4 separate regions of the Homo sapiens genome follow, and regions 1, 2 and 3 are each linked to region 4. The links are chromatin contacts, found by Hi-C in ENCODE. All regions are on one chromosome and are shown on one strand. Each heading gives the region's core, a stretch centred on a gene start or an enhancer-like site at or near the end of the contact. The rest is flanking DNA. Distances are from core to core; before and after follow the strand shown. Region 1 holds the start of TOR1AIP1 (torsin 1A interacting protein 1). Region 2 holds the start of TMCO1 (transmembrane and coiled-coil domains 1). Region 3 holds the start of MGST3 (microsomal glutathione S-transferase 3). Region 4 holds the start of PRRC2C (proline rich coiled-coil 2C).

Region 1 (2,700 bases), core at 144-2,643, 8.4 Mb after region 4:
CACGAGGTCAGGAGATCGAGACCATCCTGGCTAACACGGTGAAACCCTGTCTCTACTAAAAATACAAAAAAATTAGCCGGGCGTGGCGGCATGCGCCTGTAGTCCCAGCTGCTGGGGAGGCTGAAGCAGGAGAATGGCGTGAATCCGGGAGGCAGAGGTTGCAGTGAGCCGAGATCGCGCCACTGGACTCCAGCCTGGGTGACAGAGCAAGACTCCGTCTCAAAAAAAATAAAATAAAAATAAAAATAAAATAAAAACATAGTACACATTACGACTTAAGTAGTTGAAATTTGTGCCAAGTTTGAGCAACAAATGAGTTGCTCAAAAACATTTTAAGGTGATTACTTGGAAGAATAAACAAACACCTTCAAACTTTTCAGAATCGCTCATTGTAACTGGTATCCAAATTACAATTTTTTAAATCTATTCACTCCAATCATACAAAGCCCTACAAGCAGTTGTATATTTGAAGGCAATTTAAGCTTTCTTTCAATAATTATTCAGACTTTACACGAACTTAATCGACCTTCTCTGAATGTGTCTAAATTTGGTTAGGTATTTGCAGATTAGCCACATCTGTAAACATTTGTATAAGGAGGTGAAACAAATAGATTTTACCATGCTTTCTTATTCCATAAAGTCCATAAAGCATTCTAAATCAAATGTAGAGTATCACGTCACATCCAGAATAAAAGTAAAAATAATGGATCACAACTTAAAATTACAGTGCTGTCTTTAATTAAAAAACTTGTTCATTTCTCACTGTGCACAATGTAGCACTAACATGGTCTTCCGAACACTGCTGCTTGGTATAAAACCGAGAAATATTAAAGACCAGGAATAAGGTTATGTGTCCTATGGGTACATTTCGGAAAAGAAAATACATCCAACGAGTATGACTCTAGATAGGATTTTGTACACCCTCAACAAGTGACAAAATTCAAAACTAGGTAACCGCCCTCATAAGGTACTTGAAACTAAAATTTTTGCCACGAAAACATGGCATGTGCAAAAGTTCTCTCTCTGGCCATCACTCCTGCTAAGGACACTGGGAAGGACATGGTCAACGTAGCAGTCGATCAAAAAGATTCCAGGGAAACTGCGCAACAGCCTGGGGCCGAGAAGCGAAACTTGGGTCTTCTCCACCCTCGTCGCACTCCTTTTCCCCGAGACTTGGTACTGGGAGATAGGACGGGAGTCTCCTACACGCAGTCAACACTTGCCACGAGCGGCTAGACTTAGGACAGGCAAGTTGCCCTGCCATCCTTCTATCGCCCCCACCCCTCCTTTACTTAAGGGCGATGGCAGAGACGTCCTCCTCCCCCTTCTCCTCCTCTTTGGTGCCTCCAGCCAGGAGGCGGGAGCGATCCACAGCAGCTGACCCAGCTCAGGCACTGCCTCTCTCACAGCCCTCAAGACACACCATGGGCCCAGAGGCAGGTTTGCTACACAGCAGCGACGACGCAGGCGGCGGCCCCAGCGACTCGCAACTGCCTCCCTGACCACAGCGGCCACCGCCCAACACCCCCGAGAAGCCATCGCCACCACCGGCAGGAGAACCTAGGGTCCATAAAGCCATCTTCGCGATCGACTAAAGCTACGTCAACAACTATGGCGGGCGACGGGCGGCGGGCAGAGGCGGTGCGGGAAGGATGGGGTGTGTACGTCACCCCCAGGGCCCCCATCCGAGAGGGAAGGGGCCGGCTCGCCCCTCAAAATGGCGGCAGCAGCGATGCGCCTGCGTACAGAACTCCTCCGTCGCGCCAGGGCCGGCGGGAAGTGAGGTTCTCGGACGAGCCGCCAGAAGTGTACGGCGACTTCGAGCCCCTGGTGGCCAAAGAAAGGTCCCCGGTGGGAAAACGAACCCGGCTAGAAGAGTTCCGGTCCGATTCTGCGAAAGAGGAAGTGAGAGAAAGCGCGTACTACCTTCGGTCTAGGCAGCGGAGGCAGCCGCGACCCCAGGAAACCGAGGAAATGAAGACGCGAAGGACTACCCGCCTTCAGCAGCAGCACTCAGAGCAGCCTCCGCTACAGCCGTCTCCTGTTATGACCAGGAGAGGGCTGCGGGACTCTCATTCCTCTGAAGGTGAGGACCGCGGAGGTAACAGTCCCAGCCGCGAGCCAGGGAACGCGCGGGGGCGGGCGCGCGCCTCGGTGGAGCTCATGCCCGCCTGGGTACTAAGTACTGGGATTGGCTAAAGGGTATTCCTCAGCCCCCTCTGGACTTGTGCCGCCGTGCAAGGGCCACCCTGACCCGCAGCGGGGAAGGAAGCGCCGACCGGAGGAGTGGAAAGATGGTCGTGTGGAGCGACCCGGGCAGGGCTGGGGCGCTCTGCCCAACATCGGGCATCAATTTAGGGGAGTCAGAGCTGCCTTTTTCTGCAGGCCTTCACGAGGGGACAGCGAATTACTGCAGGGTCGGTTTCATTTCGGTTCCCTCTACCCTGCGGATGTTTCTACAGAAACCACTTCCATTTCCTTCTTTAACGCTCGCGGGCCAGAGTCCCCAGCTGAGGATCTAACCTTTCAGTCTTTTTCCCTCCTCACCCAGGTGGGCAGAGAGGAAGGAGAAATTTTGTGAGTGGGCATTTCGAGGGATTGCTGAGTTTAGTGAATTGATTTGAGACCTCACCCAATACTTTCACCGAAATGGGGTAACTCATTTTTCCTGAACTGATGTTCCCCAGTGTTTGATAACTT
Region 2 (2,700 bases), core at 56-2,555, 5.7 Mb before region 4:
TTTACCTGGAATTTCCTTTCCCCATTTCATTCTCTATCCAAATTCTAACTATCCACAAGGAACTGCAAGGCCATCAGCATCATGAAGGCTACCATGGTTCCTCACAACTGAATGAAGCCTCTTCTTCTTTTTTTTTTAAAGACAAGTCTCACTATTGCCCAGGAGGCAGTGTAGTGACACCATCGTGGCCCACTGTAGCCTCAATCTCCTGGGCTCAAGGGATCCTCATGCCTCAGTCTCCCAAATAGCTGGGACTATAGGTGTGTACCACCATACCCAGCTAATTTTTTCTGTAGGGACGAGGTCTCCCTATGTTGCCCAGGCTGGTGTCAAACCCCTAAGTTCAGTCCTGCCTCAGCCTTCCAAAGTGCTGGGATTAACAGGAGTAAGCCACTGCGCCAGATTGAACCTCTTCTTTAGAACCACCACAGCACATAACATGTATCTGCTACGCCCCTCACTTCCCTCTAGTTGGTATTACACATTTTGCATAAAAGTCTTCTATTTCTAAATAGGCTTCAAGTCAGGTTCATCTTTGTATCAGCTGGTGCTCTTAAAATATTTATTGTGAACATGGACTTAATGAGCTTGACGTGTTGAAATTATTTCTAATGTGTTGCCATACTCACATTTTTTACTCTGTTTTTCCACTTCTGCCTTCAGTCTCTTGTACTTGTCTGTCCTGTAAACCAGGACCCAGGTTATGCCTAAAACATTAAAAGCAACATGTTAATAGAGAAATGACTGGAATGATCACAACAAACAAAGTGGTTACTGTTGGAGAAGGAGGAATTCCAACTTTTCGCTTTGTATTTACCCATAGTTAACTTTTTTCAAAGGCTAATACAACTGACTCTTCAGCCAAAACAACAGTAACATGATGTGAAGGTGTCTCCACAAATACCCAAGTGAAATCTACCTGAGACCAAAGAAAACTCGGCAATCGACTCCATACTCCCCTCCTGCTCCTGTTCACGAGTTGCCCAGAGATTCCCTGAAGTGGAGTAGATGAGCCTCTCAAGCAAGTAAGGCTCGCGATCTTTCCCCTGGTGGCACAGGGGACCCCGGGGCCCTTCCTCCCGGGGACTGATCAAACGTCTGAGAAATACCCGCTCTCACCCTCTGCGAGCAGAGCCGTGCACACAGAGATAAAAACGATGAGGAGAGTGTCCGCGAACATAGTGCTCATCTCGCACCTTCGTCTCTGCACTCTCACCCGCCAGGGGGAAAGCGCTCTACAGCCAGGAAAAGTGAAGCGAAAACGGCTTCCGTAGACTCCGCCACCACCGAGTAACAGACCAACTCTGACAGCCCGAAGATCGCACTTCCGCTTCCGGGGCATAGCACCGGAAAGGCTCGTATCGGAGAACGGTGTGGCCACGAGAGTCTAGAGGAAACCAACCCGCAACTCACTGGAGCTGAAGGGCTGGTAGTCAGGCCGAATCTCGCGAGAATTGGAACTATTTCAGAGCCAGAGGAGGATAGTGGCGGCGGCGAACTTTGCCCGGTAGATTTTACTGACTGGGGTGCTGGCGCGCGCCTTTTTCTCGGCCAGAATCCAGTTATTGGGATAGTCTTGACTTCTACCTCAGCCCAACTTCTGTGGTCGTAATATTAGTTTAGCTTGGGTTTGCCGTGAAGTAAGAAGACTGACTTCCGCAAAGGTACTGAACGACTGGGTGTAGGTGCCAGGGCATGGACGTGAAGCTGGAACCGCGAAATGAGTTAGTTGTGGGCCGCTGGCCTCAAGGAGCGAACGTCAGCGCGAAGAGGAGAAGCTTGTGCATACGCTCTGATAAGGGTTTTAATAGAGGTATTACCACAGTGCTGCGTGACACGGTTGAGAGAGTGGTCAGAAGAAGCTAATGAAAGGAATTGAAGCAGTGCCTTAGGGGAGTAGGAGTACTTTTGGAGATAGCAAAGGACTTTCTAGGCAAAGTGGAAGTCAAAGCACGGATGCCTGAAAATTCATAGTGTGATAGTGCAGTGAGTAATGTATCTAGAGAAGGGGTCTTAAACCCAGATGCCTAGACTGGCGAGAGAAAATAAATTATCTTATGCAAGCTGAGCCTAAACAAATGGTGGAAGTTACTACGATGGATAAGTGAGCATTAAGTTCATCTGAAAGGAGAATTTGATACCCAAATCCAACCCATTTCTCTAGGAGAATGAGCACCCAGTTTCTGAGATGTCTTCGTTTCTCAGGAAAATCCAGAAATCCTGGGTTTTATGTGAAACTTAATTTATAAGTGTTGCTAACTAATTAAAATTCAAAAATGTCTCAGCAGCGTGGTTTCAGCCATTGTAGACGGTTTCAGCTTTTTCACACTGGGGTGTGTGTGTGTATGGGTGAAAACCTGGAAGCTGGCTGAGCTGTATCCTCTTGTACTTCCTCCTATCATTGGTGTTTTTTTGTTTGTTTGAGATGGAGTTTCACTCTTGTTGCCCAGGTGGAGTGCAATGGCACAATCTCGGCTCACTGCAACCTCTGCCTCCGGGTTCAAGCCATTCTCCTGCCTCAGCCTCCCAAGTAGCTGGGACTACAGGTGCCCGTCCCCACGCCCAGCTAATTTTTTGTATTTTTAGTAGAGACGGGGTTTTGCCATGTTGGCCAGGCTGGTCTTGAACTCCTGACCTCAGATCCACCCACTTCGGCCTCCCAAAGTGCTGGGAATACAGGCGTGAGCCACCGTGGCCGGC
Region 3 (2,700 bases), core at 118-2,617, 5.9 Mb before region 4:
ACCTTGGAATGACTTCTTACGTAGAACAGCCAGCAAGTGGAGAAACTTGCCTCAATAATGCAAAACTGTCTCCCTAACTTACTTCCTTTCAATGTTCAAGCAAAACAAAGCCCTCTCTACATCCAACATGACAGAAACCCAACATGACAGAAAGTATGAGAATGGTTGGAAATTGCTGAAACAGCAACAGTAAAGATTTAATGAGCTCTCAAAGTACCTCTAGATGTGCAAATATGACAACCCAATAAAAAGAAACACACACATAACCTAGAGCCTTCAAAAATCTAGATTTCTGCCTTTCCACACCTTAACTTGGAATCATTCAGGTGGGTTCCTAAGCATTCTCTCGGAGGTGAGGAATCCTCCAAAGAGGAGACTCTAGGAGGGGCCCAGGTGTGGCAATCTTCAAAAGGATGAGGGATGTCCAGAGGAGAGGTGGCGGGAGGGTGCACTTAAAACACGCGAAAATTGGAAACGTGCCTTCTGCAGTCAGTTCCTTCGGATTTTCCGGCATTTAGAAGCCAGTTCTACTCCTTCAGCCCGACCGTATCTGCAGGTCTCACCCAAGACCAAGACCCCCGCCCCCACCCCTCCTCCACCCGGCCTCGAGCCCCGCCCCGGACGCTGGACCCGAGCGTAACGGGAGCAGGTGTTCACATCAAAGGTCTGGGTCGCGAAGGCAGAGACTCCATGTGCCGCAAAAAAAACTCCACGGACAATTGGGAGACTCCTTTCAAAAAAACAAAACTCCGGAGCCACGCGACTCCGCGCTCAGGGGGCGTGGGTACGGCCCACCACGAGGGCAGGGCTCGGCGCCAGCTCTCGGCAAAACTAACAATATTTGTTAGGCCCTAAACAAAAAGGCCCTAACAGCGATAAATCCATTCACTTCGGGAGTGTAGCAACCTGGGACACCAAGCGCCGCCCACGCCCCAGCTACGCGCCTCAGGGACACATCGATTGAGGCGCGGCTACTTTCGCGCACGCGCCTTGCATGCCCGTGCTTCGCCCTTACAGCAGAGCGCCTAAAACCGCTACGGTGGCTCTGCTGGGGACAAATTATTCACGTCCCACTGTTCTGCAAACCCAATCCGGGAGGTATGACCTGGCTGGGACAGTTTAGGAAGATGGCCACGAAGGCACCTGGGGGAGTAGATATATGTTTTTGAGAATGAGAGGAGTAAATCGCTGGACGACCATGAGCAGGAAGAAAATTAGGCCTCCACCTCCCAACCAGTGGCCCTGAGTTGGCAACTTAGACAGCGCGCGCCAGCGCCAGGAGCCCCGCCTTGGGGGCGTGGCCGCGCGCTGGTCGGCTGGGGCGGGGCCTGCTTCTGGCCTCATCTAGCCCCGCCCCAGGCGAGGGCGCCGCACCCACACCGCGCTGCGCAGTTTTGTTCTGCTCCAGCTGTTCGAAGGTGATCCAGGTGAGTGCTAGCACCTGCGGGCAGCCACGAGCACCGGGCCGCCGGGGGCACTTCAGCCTTTGCGCAGGGCACTCCCATATTTCAGCCTATGCGAGCTGAATAGAGACCCGCTGTCTCTAACCTCCCCCCACCCTTATCAGTAAATTAGCGATCTGAATTTCCACCCTCTCTGCTCTCCCCTTGCCTTGCATCTTTTCCCTGGTGGAGTGGGTTGGGAGCGTCTAAGCGAGGCCCGACCTATTTATGTGTAACTCAGGAAAATTCTCAAGGTCAACCCTTCCTCCATTCCTTCCTTTCCTCTCCTGCTGTCCCCGGGCTCTGCAGTCTGGGGGCACCTTTCTGCCTTCCGGAGACCACCCGACCTTGCCCTCTGCTGTTCCGGCGCAGAGGATGGCGAGCCGGACACTGCCGGGGGAGTGGTTGTGCAGGCCTGATCAGTAACACTGGTTTCAGAAGTGGCCTGTGAGCAATGCACCCGCTGCGGTGGGGATGTGTTGCTAGGGACGGTCGGGAGAGCCTCTGAAGGAATTGTGTTTGTTTTCCTCCTGCCTCTTAGAATCGTTTGTCCATTTGTACTGGGAAGGTGGTCATTTCCTACCGCTGACTTAGAGCAAGAGACGCCTCTAGGCGGGTGGGGGACTCTTCAGGTTCTTCCTTGGATTTCAGAAAATGCCCCTTCTTTATGTGGGGTGGCAGCACGGAGCCGTAGGGCTACAGTAGTGGGGCAGTTGCAGGGCGGTGGAAGGCGCTGGAGACTCCTTAGTGAGTCATTCCCCGAAGTTGTGGCTTCTGCTGATACTTTCCTTGAGAGTCACGAGTTTACAAGCTACATAATAGCGTCGGGGGCAAGTAAGTGTGGAAGACGAGGTAAAGGAAAAGCAGATACTAGGATGGGTAGAAGGAGAGGCAGGGGTTAGAACTTTAATTCCTTCCCTGGGGACAGGAGATGCCCTGGAGGGGAAGGCGCTTCCGGCTCTGCAGGTATGTGCTGTTGGGCCTAGGTGTGGTCCTGCGGAATTGCTGCAGATTTTAGATTGCTGGTGGGTAGGAGCTGCAGCGCTTCTCTTGGGAAATCTGTAGATCACCTGGAGCCAGCAGTTCTGGGAGGCACCCCAGGTTATTGGTCAGAGTTACAGGCTATATTTTATTTCAGTGAATTCAGAGAGCACATTGAGTCAGATCAAGAATGTTTATTCTCATAGGAGATGAATTTAAGGAGTTAAAACTAACATATAAAATAGAAACAAATACTTTCATCCCTGGGAAGACTTTC
Region 4 (2,700 bases), core at 128-2,627:
GATTGCTTGAGCCTGGGAGGTTGAGGCTTCAGTGACCTGTGATTATGCCACTACACTCCAGCCTGGGCAGCAAAGTGAGACCCTGCCTCCAAAAAAACAAAGAAAGATGTTTCTGTGACCAGGACACTATAGACCAGATCCTAGAAGGTTGTAGAAATTCACTAAAGTAATGCTTCCTTGTCCTCTTGTGGATGATCAGTAGGCTTTCCCCTGGCAATGACCCTATATCAATAAAAAAACTTTTTCTTTTCTTCTTTTCTATTTTTTCGAGAAAGAGTCTCGCTGCAGCCTCAACCTCCTGTGCTCAAGTGATCCTTTTGCCTCCAGCCTCCCAGGTAGCTAGGACTATAAGCATGTGCCACTATGCCTAGCTAGCTTTTTTTCTTTTTAATTTTTTTGCAGAGGTAGGGTCTCACTATGTTGCCCAGATTGGTCTTGAACTCCTGGTCTCAAGCAATCCTTTTGCCTTGACCTACCAAAGTATTAGTATTACAGGCATGAGCCACCAAGCAAGTCCAGACTTTTCTACTTCAAATTAATATTAGTGGGGAGGGAGGTGTTCATAATTTACCTCTCTTTATTATTTCATTTATTCTAACATTGCTACAGTGACAATTCCATGGACATACACCAGCTACTGGCGGGGAAGATCGTTCAGACCAGAAGTGGTAAGAAATCCTTGAATTTTAAATATGTCATAGGTAGTTCACAAAGAGGACAAAAGATACCATTTACTAAACATTCGCCATCTGTTCTGACATAATATTATCATCATTGTAGTCTCCCACTTCCAGATACACTCATCTGCCTATGTTACACTTGCCTAGTAAAAGCCAGCATGGGTGAATCTTACTATTCAACGGAGCTGAACACTGTGATGGAGAGATCATATAAATAAACTGAATGGCTTATCTCACATCCATAATTAGAAACTTAAAAAGTGCTCTCAGCAGCCCATGCTACTCTGTTCCTCACACTAGTTTTACTTTCACTCTCTGTGATAACTTTTCAATACACCAAGACTTCTCAGCTTGCCCCAAATTCACTGAGACATACTGGCGAACTGCTGGTTCAACCATTTACACATCCACCCACCAGACATAAGAGTGCTCATTTCACTGAGGCTTATTATCAACTTGTAAACGTGGTCAATTCAAGACTTCTTAGAAAGGTCTCAGGTCCAAGCTTTGTCCTGAAAAGATAATTCTGATTGCAGAAACTCCCTCCGTCCAGCAGGAAGCGCCAGCACCCTCTGTCGGGGTTGGGCCGCCACGGAGGCTTCACGTGATCCGGCCGTCTCTGCGCAGGAGTGTGGTCTTGCGGAGATTTGACCTACGTACTTAGCGTCATGACGTAGTACGTAGGGGCTGGCTAGCCGCCATCTTGCTTCTTTTTCTCGCTCGCTCGCTCCCCCTCGGAAAGCTGCGAAAGTGCTTTGGCGGTTTGTCCATCCGCAGCTTCGGCTTTTCCAGTCTGGTGGCCCTTCCGGCCACCCCTTTAACCCCAGCTTTCCCTCCCCCTTCTTTCGATCAGAGATCGGCGGAGACCCTCGAAGTGCGCAAACTTGACACTCACCCTGACCGGTAAGGAAAGCGAGGGTGTGGGGGCCGCGATCAAAGAGGGCCCCATCGGGAACGGCCAGAGTGCGGCCTGGGGCGTGGGAGCGCACCCAGACCCTGGCGCCCGGAGGCTAGGGGGCCGCGTGGAGAGGGCCTTGGGTCCGGGCATTTCCCTTCTGTTTGGTTACCATCATCTCTGTGTCTGGGGAAGTCGGCCTCCAGCTTGGGGAGCGGGAAACCGGAGTCAGACCCGCCCCATGTGGTCTGCAGCGGGAGTTCTGGACCGGTCTGTCTTGCTCCCACCTAGACCCCAGTCCTGGCCCTGCGAGGGGATTACGCATGTTGCCGGGTAAGCGAAGGGGGTTTCCGTCTTCCTGGACTGGCGGACGTGAAGTCTTTTTTTTTTTTTTTTTTTTTTAGTGTCGGGTATGCGTTTCCCCAAACAACTGAAGGACTCAGCCGGGGCTTTCACTGTCTACCTCTTCCTGTGTAGTGAGGGTGGGACTTGCAATGAGCAATGTATGGGAGGGTCTGGTTTAAAGACCTGGTTAGATGAGAGGCTCTTCGGGGAATCAAGACCAACCCTACTTCCGCTAGGGAAGTGCTGCCCAACTCCGGAGGAGGATTTGGGTAGTCTTTTCACACTCTAGGCCGCTCCATCCTCTAACTTGCGTGGTGAATCTCGGTAGCTCCCTGTCTTTGAGATAGCGTTGATATTGGTGGTGTCAGGGTAAAGGCCCCGTTTTAGGACTGAAGAAAAGGGCATGGGGCCACTATAGAGACATTGATAGAGTCTTCCTTCCTTTGCATGAGAGGAGTACCTTTAATTTAAAGGGATGTATGTGTGTTTTGACATTATTTGGGATCTTTTGAGGGTCTGACATGCCTGATGTTTGCTGGCTTATAAAGCTACCTGGATTTCCGCATTGGCTGGTTTTCAGCCTGGGTTCATAGATTCATACCTCGTTAGAGTACTTAGAATTGTACAGTAGGCGGCTCTGCTGTAAGATTTTCATTTGGAATGCACCAGAAGAATCGGAGGATTTTTTGATTGTTGAGTACTTAATAGCTTACTCCTGCAAATAAAAATAATAGGGTGATACTAAGCACCTACCAAGCCTAACCCCACCATTTTTCAAAA

Evidence for each region. A loop is a pair of places that touch in the nucleus more often than their neighbours do. Pooled maps may share reads with other maps.
Region 1: a pooled map shows a loop between it and region 4 (11-fold over the local background). The contact joins the promoter of TOR1AIP1 here to the promoter of PRRC2C in region 4. A Hi-C loop is called at or near these places in 2 of 50 pooled maps.
Region 2: a loop to region 4 is called in a pooled map, with 14 times the contacts of the local background. The contact joins the promoter of TMCO1 here to the promoter of PRRC2C in region 4. A Hi-C loop is called at or near these places in 7 of 50 pooled maps.
Region 3: a map of naive thymus-derived CD4-positive, alpha-beta T cell shows a loop between it and region 4 (12-fold over the local background). The contact joins the promoter of MGST3 here to the promoter of PRRC2C in region 4. A Hi-C loop is called at or near these places in 1 of 168 maps with a recorded cell type or tissue (naive thymus-derived CD4-positive, alpha-beta T cell) and 8 of 50 pooled maps.

What each region holds. Positions count from the first base shown.
Region 1 is chr1:179,880,892-179,883,591 of GRCh38, forward strand. TOR1AIP1 (torsin 1A interacting protein 1) reads left to right here and starts at 1,394. Exons shown (of 10, transcript NM_015602.4): 1 at 1,394-2,086. The coding sequence starts at 1,612. LOC139427322 reads left to right here and starts at 1,425. Exons shown (of 1, transcript NM_001436163.1): 1 at 1,425-1,502. The coding sequence starts at 1,425. The coding sequence ends at 1,502. RefSeq lists enhancers at 760-1,298, 1,211-1,320, 1,299-1,836, 1,341-2,100, 1,663-1,957 and 1 more.
Region 2 is chr1:165,767,563-165,770,262 of GRCh38, forward strand. It overlaps TMCO1 (transmembrane and coiled-coil domains 1), which reads right to left and starts at 1,306. Exons shown (of 7, transcript NM_019026.6): 1 at 1,120-1,306; 2 at 630-707. The coding sequence starts at 1,189. It overlaps TMCO1-AS1 (TMCO1 antisense RNA 1), which reads left to right and starts at 1,367. Exons shown (of 3, transcript NR_125374.1): 1 at 1,367-1,813. RefSeq lists enhancers at 917-1,593, 1,594-2,269.
Region 3 is chr1:165,629,867-165,632,566 of GRCh38, forward strand. MGST3 (microsomal glutathione S-transferase 3) reads left to right here and starts at 1,368. Exons shown (of 6, transcript NM_004528.4): 1 at 1,368-1,427. RefSeq lists enhancers at 289-819, 1,873-2,042 and a silencer at 1,203-1,442.
Region 4 is chr1:171,484,153-171,486,852 of GRCh38, forward strand. PRRC2C (proline rich coiled-coil 2C) reads left to right here and starts at 1,378. Exons shown (of 35, transcript NM_001387844.1): 1 at 1,378-1,583. RefSeq lists enhancers at 967-1,276, 1,183-1,931.